Regions from separate parts of the Homo sapiens genome. Here region 2 is linked to region 1. Evidence: chromatin contacts called from ENCODE Hi-C or POLR2A ChIA-PET data. All regions are on one chromosome and are shown on one strand. The core of a region is the stretch at or near the end of the contact, and the rest is flanking DNA. Distances in the headings are between cores, read along the strand shown. Region 1 overlaps LOC112268076 (translation initiation factor IF-2-like). Region 2 holds the start of UNC93B1 (unc-93B1 regulator of TLR signaling).

Region 1 (4,580 bases), core at 260-2,759:
ACAGCAGGGTAGGGTCCGCCATCAGGAGCTTAGTGGAGAGACCATTGTGCAACATGGTTCCAGTGCTTGGGGTGGAGAAGCTCAGGGAGTTCAGGGGCCTAGGATCCTGGGCAGAATCATGGAAAGGACACAGCCTCCCCAGCCTCTCCTGCCTCCACTGCCTCCCTGGCCTCCTCTGCTTCCCTGGCCTCTCCTGCCTTCCTGGCTTCCCCTTCCACCCCAGCATCCCCAGTCTCCCCTGTCTCTCCTGCTTTTGAGGTGGGCCAGGAGCTGCTGGTGCTCAGCCTGTCCTGGACTCTTGGTGTAGCACCTCAATGTCCAGAAAATACCCCCGAGTTCAGCTCATCACACAGCCAAGGAAGGAGCTCCACACTGACACTAAGAGTGCATCCTGGGCTCATTCATCAGGGCGTGCCTCCAGAATATTTCTCCACGTCTCCTCCCTTTGCCCACCTGCATTGTCTCTGTGCCTCAGCCCCGGCTAGGGGCCTGCAAGGATCCCCTATCTCCTCTGCCCCTGCACGGCTGGGTCCCAGGCAATCTGTCTGCCCACCACACCTTTCTCCTCTTGCCCACCACGCTCCAGCCCCACAGTCCTCTTTCTGCTTCTTTCCCAGCCTCTGGGCTTTTGCACACGCTGTTCCCTCTGCCTGAACAACCTCCACTGGGCTGAGAACAACTCTCTGAGACGTCTCTCAGCTGTTGCTTCCTTTGGAACAGCCGCTGTTGCTGTCAATCTCCCAGCGCCAAGACATGCTGAGCCTCCTGTCTTTTTCAGTTCCCATGCCCCCAGCACTTCTTCTTGGCCTCCTTTTGCCCAATTGACAATGTCCATTCTCAATGCCTTCTCACCCAGGGCTGAGCCCTACTGTGTGAAGGCCATGCCTGTCATGTTCACCACAATATCCCCTCCCCCATCACCACGCCTGGTCCACAGAGATGCTCAAAAAAGATCTGTTGGTAGGCAACGCGAAGGTGCATTCATGTCATCCTGCAGGCGGAATTCTCCACGAATTTTGAGCAGCCTCGGTTTTCCCACCACCTCCAAATCATGCAAGACACAGGGTAAGAGCAAAGACAAGGTGGCTGTGGCTGATGTCCACCCTCTCGGGGCGTCCCTTCTCTCCTCCTTGGGCAGGGAGACCATCGGGGTGCAACCTGGTTGGGGCGGGGAGGAGGTGCAGGGCCTGGCCAGAGCGGGCATGGCCGCAGGCAGGGGACAGCGACTGCTTGGGCCAGGGCAGGCGAGCTCAGCGCAGGCCAGGGCCCGGCGTGTCCGCGGTGGGCGCGAGCGGCCAGCAGAGGGCGCCAGAGAGCAACGAGCGGCCCGCGGAGGAGCCCACGCCCGCCCCGATGCCTAGCTCCGCGCCGCGCGGACCCACCGAGCCCGCGCTCAGACGCCCCAGCTCCGCCGACAGGCCGCTCGCGCCGGGTCCTTCCTCTTCCCCAGGTGCAGGCAGAGCCCCCGGAGCCATGGCCAGCCCTTCCGGCAGCTCCAAAGCCACTGGCAAGCCCCGAGGCAGGGATGGCCGGCCCAGGAGAGAGGAGGACGACGTCACTCCCGAAGAGAAGAGGCTGCGGCTGTTGCTGGAGGAGGGAAGCGCACAGCCCGATGACGGGGAGGACGCACCGCGGCCAGGCAGGAAGGAGACCGGCACCCAGACAGGTGGCGACGGCAGAGGAGTAAGTGACGCGGGCGCGGGGGTCCGGGGGTGCCGGGGGTGCCGGGGACGCGGGGTAGGGGCGGCGGGAGGCTCCGTGGCCGGCCCCGGGTTGAAGTTGGTAACTGAGCGACAACTCCGGCGGGCGCGGAGTGACAGCTCGCGACGGCCTCCGAGACGCCAGCTGCCCCTTCTCGGCTGTGTGGCTTCGACTTCCTGATTCTCCCACGACGTCCCTGGACTAGAGACCCGCTGGACTCTGCGGCTAGCCAAAAGGGGAGGGGGAGCCCCGCGTCCTGGGGGCCCCTAGCAGGGGAAGGGGCGGGGGTTGCGCTGAGCGTCCTGTCTGGGGCATCTGTCTGGGACTCTGTCAGTGCCTCTCACCTGGCGAGGGGCTTGTGGCGGGGGTAGGGGGGAAGTCCCTGGCGCCAGGCTTGGCCAAGCCCTGCTCTGCTGGGCTGCGGGCTGGCGGTGCTCACCCAGCTCCTCACCTGCCCCGCATCTTCCTGTTTTTCTTCCCTTTCTGGTTGGGCAGCGAGAGTTGAGAGGAGGCAGATGGCTTACATCCCAGAAATCGCTCTCCTCTTTCCATCCCTACAGAGAGGGACAGAGAGGGAAAGTTCCTTGCATCCCCCGGGACGCTGTCCCTGTGAGCTCCCGGTGTCCTGCACACGTGAGCCCCTGAGTTACCGGGCCTGTGTGTGTGGGATGGGGCTCCGTGGCCAGCCTGGCCTCCTGGAGTTCACTTTCTGCTTTCCTACACCAACTCTTCCTGTGTGGCTTTGCTGGCCTTCCACTGAGGAGGCACATGGGTTTGGAGGGCAGATGAGGGCCCACTGGAGAGCTGTACCCCTCAGTGAGGGCCGCCACCTTGATGGTTTTTGATGGATAATGGGGTTGACCTCTTTGTTCTTTCCACATGTTTTTATGTTTGACCATTTGCTCAGCTGAGCTTGTCTTAATAATTGGATTCGTGGTTAATGAGCCCCACATGGGCGAGAGGGCGGCCTTCATTCGGAACCCATTTAGGCAGCACGGGCAGCCCTCCTCGCCGTGGGCGGCATCAGAGCCCCCCTGCCCAGTCTTGGGGTTGCTCCTGGATGCCGTCTGGGAGGCTTGCTCATGGTGACATCCTTATCTCCCCGTGCACGTTACCGCATTCAGAGCTTGGGTCACCTGGACACTGAACTCAGGCGAATTTTCTCTGAGATCCTGGGAGAAGGAGGACAGTTCTCTGGAAGGTTTTCCAGGGCCGATCACGGAAAGGATGAGAAGGGAGAGGTCCTGGTCGGGGACACAATTACGATGGCAGTGTAACGCCGGGAAACTTTATTGCATGAAGTCCCTCTCACTCCCTCTACCTCCTTCTTTTACGTGGACTCTGCCAAAGACCAGGATACCAGAATGCAGTGGAGTGACCAAGTGTAGTGGGACCTTGGGAACCTGAGTCTGGAGCCAGGCGGCTGGGGTTTGCATCCTGGTTCTGCCCCTCCTTAGCTGGCTGACATGGCACAAGCCACTTACCCTCTCTGAGCCTTACTGTCTTCAGTGGCAAATGGATCTGTCAACAGGCCTCGTTGCCTGGGGTTGTTACTGCTGAGATTAAGGGAAGCTCGTCCATAGAAGCACTTAGCGTTGTGCCTGGCACATAGTGTATGGTGGATAAATGGGACTTAGGACTAAAACTCATGCCTTGGTGTGTTTTTGCAGTGATGTTTTGTTCTGGGGTGCATCACAAGAGACAAGGTTCTTGGCTGGGCGTGGTGGCTCAAGCCAATAATCCCAGCACTTTGAGAGGCTGAAAGGGGAGGATTGCTTGAGCCCAGGAGTTTAAGACCAGCTGGGCAACATGGTGAAGCCTCATATCTACCAAAAAAAAAAAAAGCCAGTTATGGTGGTGTGTGCCTGTAGTCCCAAGTACTTGGGAGGCTGAGGTGGGAGGATTGCTAGAGTCTGGAAGGTCCGGCTGCAGTGAGCTGTGATCATGCCACTGCACTCCAGCCTAGTTGACAAAGTGAGACCGTTTCAAGGAAAAGAGAGAGAGACAGACAGACCCACAAGAGTCTTAAGCCAGAATCTCCATGTTAAAATGCTTTCTGGAGGCTAAAATGATGATATGTTGATAATGAAATATTTAAAAGGCAGAAACCCCACTGAATTGTTTGGTCCACGGAGGGAAATGGGAATCGCATGACCTGAAGGATGATGGAGGAACTGAACAGAAACCATCCTTGTTTCCTGAATCTGAACATGGCACCCTCTTTTCACGGTGTCTGTATCTGCTCAGTCTGGTGGCCCCTTGAAAAGAGGGAATCTTGATTTTCAAACTTAAAATTTGGCCCAAAGCCCACTGCTGCCCACAATGCCCGCCAGACCCATTCCTCTTCCCTTTTAGTTTCTATGGGAATACTCTCTTTGAAGAACCCATGAGGCAGTGTCAGGCTGGTGTGAGAATCAGCAGTGATTTATTTGAGGAGGAGAGTCCATTTCTTCACTCACAGGCCATGTCTGAGTGGATCAAGAAGAACAGAGTGCCCTTTTATGAGATTTTGTCTGCGTAGACCATTAGCTTGGTAAAAACCATCCTCGTTCTTTAATAGCAGATTATTTTGGACTTTGCAAGAAGCAGCATGGGCATTCAGATGCTTTTAAGGATAAAATGTTCTTTCTCATCACCAGGCCTGGTGCTCTGGATGGCTGAGGTTTTAATGTGACTGGATGTCCCTTGGAGTGGCTCCCAGGCTGAGATCTCGCGGTTGGGTGGCAAGGGGTTGCTTTATTCGGTGGTGGCTAGAGGATGTTTTAGCAGGTAAATCGGGACCCCAGGAGCCCCTGAGTGCCAAGTCCTGCTGCAGGGCATGTGTTTATGGTGGGGAGGTGGGGGGGTGGAGGGTGGGGGGCATTGATTTCCTGCCAATA
Region 2 (4,294 bases), core at 171-2,670, 48 kb before region 1:
AATATGGTGAAACCCCATCTCTACTAAAAATACAAAAATCAGCTGGGTGTAGGGGCACACGCCTGTAATTCCAGCTACTCACAAGGCTGAGTCAGGAGAATTGCACTTTCTCATCATACTGTGTAATGATGCTGGTGTCTGCCATCTGAGAACGGCCCCCGCCATAGCCATACTCTCCCACCTCCTCCCTGCCCCTGCGCCTCGGGCCCTGCCCTCTCTTCGGCTCCTTTCCTGTCTCCCACTTCCAGCCACCCACCTGCATGAATCCACCTGTCTGTTCCCCACATCTGCACTTGGGCATCGTCACCTGGAGAAAGTTCTACCTCCTGGAAGCCTGAAGCCACTGCAGATTCACGCCTCCCCCCACCTTCCCAGCAATCCTTGCGGGGTGGGAGGTGTTTGTCATCCAGTCACTCATGCACCCATCCAGTCACAAGTATTGATCACTCAGTAGGTGCCCAATGCCATCCTCTGCATTTGGGAGAGGATGTACCTAAAGAGCAGTGGGTGGAGGGGGGTGCACAGGGAGGGCATGGAAAACCAGAAGGGAAGTGAAGGGACTGCATTCTCTGCAGGGATGGTCTCTTGTTCTGAGAGCTGAGTGGGAAGGAAGCCACCTGGGAGGCGCAGCAGGAAGAGCATTCAAACCAGAAGGAACCCAGGGGAGAGAATCTGGATATTTTCAAAAGTGGCCCCGTGGCTCCAGCCAGGTCGGTGGTAGCCAGTGCTTTGGAGTGTCGGCCCCACCACAGGCTCCCGCTGCAGCCCGGGATCCAGTGCCCAGCAGGATGGGGGCAGGTGGCTCTGGGCCCCACTACATGGTTGTGGCAGGGTCCCCCATGTAGTTCAGTGGGGATCACAATCTCCACCTCCCAGGACCCACTCAAGCTCCCATTTGCACAGCCCAAACTGGAGCAGGATGGGGACATGGGAGGTGGGCTCTGGCTGTAGCGTCCGGTGGTGGGAGGTGGGGTCCAGGTGGTGACGCTACTGTCCCTGCAGTGCTCTTTGATGAGCTGTAACAGCAGGCTTGGAGGTGGGGCTGGGGACGACCCAGGCAACCCTGAGGGGAGCTTAAGGGAGCCAGGCAACCCTGGCACTTTTCCAAGGCTTTGCATTAACTCAATAGTTCCGCCATGGCCCCGGGGGTAGTGCCATGTATTTCTGTTTTACCGTCGAGGAAACGGAGGAAACCGAGGCACAAAGAAATGGAGTTAATTCCTAAAGTCACAGGGCCAGGAGGTGGCTGAGTGGGGATTCGAACTCACACCCCAGAGGGCACACACAGGCAGGCCCCTGCACACACGCGCGCGCGCGCGCGCACACACACATACACACACACGTGTCCTGGAGGAGGCGGCCCGCAGGGCGGGACAGGGCGGGGCGGGGGCAGGTCCCGGCCGCCGGGAGGAAGTGGCCGGGCGGTCGCAGGGACTCCGGGGCGACCGCCGCGAGTCCGCAGTAGTTCGGGCCATGGAGGCGGAGCCGCCGCTCTACCCGATGGCGGGGGCTGCGGGGCCGCAGGGCGACGAGGACCTGCTCGGGGTCCCGGACGGGCCCGAGGCCCCGGTGAGCGGGGACCCGGAGTGCGAGGCGCGGGCGTCCCCTGTGGGCCAGGGTCCCCCCGGCGGGGGCGGGGCGGGCCGGGGGGCGGCGGGCACCGGGGGACACGGGTTCGGGGCGCGATCGCGGGTGCGAGCGGCGTGCGTGGCTCGCAGCTGGACGAGCTGGTGGGCGCGTACCCCAACTACAACGAGGAGGAGGAGGAGCGCCGCTACTACCGCCGCAAGCGCCTGGGCGTGCTCAAGAACGTGCTGGCTGCCAGCGCCGGGGGCATGCTCACCTACGGCGTCTACCTGGGTAGGTGCCGCTCGGGGACCCGGGGCCGCCCCGCCCGCTCCCAGCCCGGCCCGGGAAACAGAAACCGCGGGCCGCCGCCTCCCGCCCGCTCTCACTTCCCCTCCGCTGCCCTCGCAGCTGCAGCCACGGCCCCCCGCGGCGGGGGTGGGGTTGGGGGGTCAAGTAGCGCAGCGTCCCCGGGTCCCAGCCAGAGCCTCGGTGTGGGTGGGGGACGGGGGTCCGGGCTCCCGGACAGACCTGCCACCGTCAGAATTGGAGGCCGGCGGAGCAAGGCGGGTGGGGGTCTGGGCTTAGCTGGCCAAGTGGCCGCGGGCTGGCAGAAGGCGTGGCGCAGCCCGGGAACCCCGCTGTCCTGAGGGGCGCTGTCAGCGGGAATGCCTTCGGTGATTGGAGCTCCCTGCGAGGCCTGCATGCCGTCTTCTGCTCGGTGGCGCCCAAAGCTAGGCTGCTCCCTGCACGCCGCTCTCTGTCCTGTCCCCAGGCCTCCTGCAGATGCAGCTGATCCTGCACTACGACGAGACCTACCGCGAGGTGAAGTATGGCAACATGGGGCTGCCCGACATCGACAGCAAAATGCTGATGGGCATCAACGTGACTCCCATCGCCGCCCTGCTCTACACACCTGTGCTCATCAGGTGGGCGCGGCTGCTCCTGTGGGATGCTGCGGTACTCCCATTTCGGAGGGGTACAGAGGCCGGCGGGCCAGGAGGTGTCCATCTGCCGGGGTGTTTGTGGGGCGAGGGAACAAGGGAGAGGTTTTTTTCTACCCGGAAGCCTGAGAGTGAAGGGGGTGAAACTCGGATTTGGGGAAGGAAACAGGAACTTTGCCTCAGGGCACATTTGGTTTCCAGCAACAGATTCACACGGGCTGAGCTCCCTCCCAGCTTGCCTGGGCCTCACGTGGCACCCTCCTCGTGGCCTCCTTGGAGGCCTCCCAGAGCCACTGTGGCCTTCAGGGTTGGGGCTGTAGAGTTAGGGGTTTCTGATCGGTCAGCAAAGTCCAGGCACCCATGCCTGGCCCAGTCGCTGTGACTGGTGCTGAGGGGGTGTTTCTCACAGACAGGCATGGCTGGGCAGGTGCCCCAGAGCTCTCCCCCAGATCTGAGCCCTGGAGGTATGTGGTTCAGCCTCCCCATCACCGGTCCACAGTGCCCTCCCTGATGGGACCTGGAGACCAGTGGACAAATTAGGTGAATTTGAGCTCCCTCATCTTTAAAACAAACAAACAAACAAAACAACAAGAGAAAACTCCATTTAAACAAAAATTTGAAAATTTAAAACATCTCCCGTTGCACAGGCAGGATTAGAATAACTGAAATCATAAAAAAGAAACCCCATCTAAGCCCTCCAGGAAATCGGCTACCCATGCTGTCCCACCAGCATGCATGGATTACATTCACATCCTTGTCCCCAGAGCACGTGTGTGGACGTGCCCGTGTGTGTGTGTGTGTGTGTGTGTGTGTGTGTGTGTATGCAAGCGGGCTATGTTTGCTTTTGCTTGCTTACTTTTTTTTTTTTGAGACAGATACTTGCTCTGTCACCTAGACTGCAGTGCAGTGGTGTGATCTCGGCTCACTGCAACCTCTGCCTCCCAGGCTCAAGCGATTCTCCTACTTCAGCACCCTGAGTAGCTGGGATTACAGGCGCCTGCCACCCGGTTAATTTTTGTACTTTTAGTAGAGATGGGGTTTCACTATGTTGACCAGGCTGGTCTTAAACTCCTGACCTCAAGTGATTCTCCTGCCTTGGCCTCCCAAAGTGCTGGGATTACAGGCATGAGCCACAGTGCCCAGAGCTTGCTTCCTTCTTTTCACTGAGCATATCTTAGCCTACTCTACAGCCTTCACAGTTACGACTTTGCAATGGTAGCATCTTCTGCAGATACGGTGGCACTGAACAGTGGCTTGGAATTGGACACTGCAGTTCCTTCTGTGCTTACATCTGTTTCCTTGTTTTTTTTTTTTAAATTATGTGTTTATTTATTTTATTATTATTATTATTTGAGACAGAGTCTCACTCTGTCACCCAGGTTAGAGTGCAGTGGCACGAACACAGCTCACTGCCTCCTCAACCCCCACACACTGGGCTCAAGCAATCCTCCCACCTCAGCCTCCCGAGTAGCTGGGCCTACAGGCGCACGCCATCACATCTGGCTGATTTTTAAAGTATTTGTAGCGATGGGGAGTTGCTATGTTGCTCAGGCCAGTCTCAAATTCACCCGCCCCAGCCCCACAAAGTGTTGGGATTACAGGTGTGAGCCACCACATCCAGCACTCCCCCAATTTTTTAAACAATTATTTTTCCTAGGATACATTTTCAACAATGTCTTTACTAGGTCCAAGCCATACAAAAGGCTTTATGGCTTTTGAAACCTATCACTTCTACTAATAGCAGTGAACTCTTGTCTCCTGTCTGCCCGACACTCTATTTTATT

Evidence for each region. A loop is a pair of places that touch in the nucleus more often than their neighbours do. ChIA-PET counts read pairs that join two places held with the same protein, here RNA polymerase II (POLR2A). Pooled maps may share reads with other maps.
Region 2: a loop to region 1 is called in a pooled map, with 2.7 times the contacts of the local background. The contact joins the promoter of UNC93B1 here to the enhancer-like site in region 1. A Hi-C loop is called at or near these places in 9 of 50 pooled maps. POLR2A ChIA-PET finds 5 or more read pairs at or near these places in 3 of 52 experiments (Caco-2, Panc1 and WTC11).

The regions. Positions count from the first base shown.
Region 1 is chr11:67,952,585-67,957,164 of GRCh38, reverse strand. It overlaps LOC112268076 (translation initiation factor IF-2-like), which reads left to right. Exons shown (of 4, transcript XM_047427952.1): 3 at 1,139-1,683. Among named protein-coding and RNA genes, the nearest start is that of UNC93B1, 49 kb to the left of the region's middle. Within about 2 kb of position 1,509, at least 3 of the 41 ENCODE cell types and tissues checked have a DNase peak (open chromatin) inside an H3K27ac peak, as active enhancers do.
Region 2 is chr11:68,001,223-68,005,516 of GRCh38, reverse strand. It overlaps UNC93B1 (unc-93B1 regulator of TLR signaling), which reads left to right and starts at 1,420. Exons shown (of 11, transcript NM_030930.4): 1 at 1,420-1,569; 2 at 1,719-1,860; 3 at 2,342-2,495. The coding sequence starts at 1,474. RefSeq lists enhancers at 377-919, 920-1,463, 2,368-2,417, 2,518-2,567, 2,668-2,867 and silencers at 1,298-1,597, 1,658-2,067.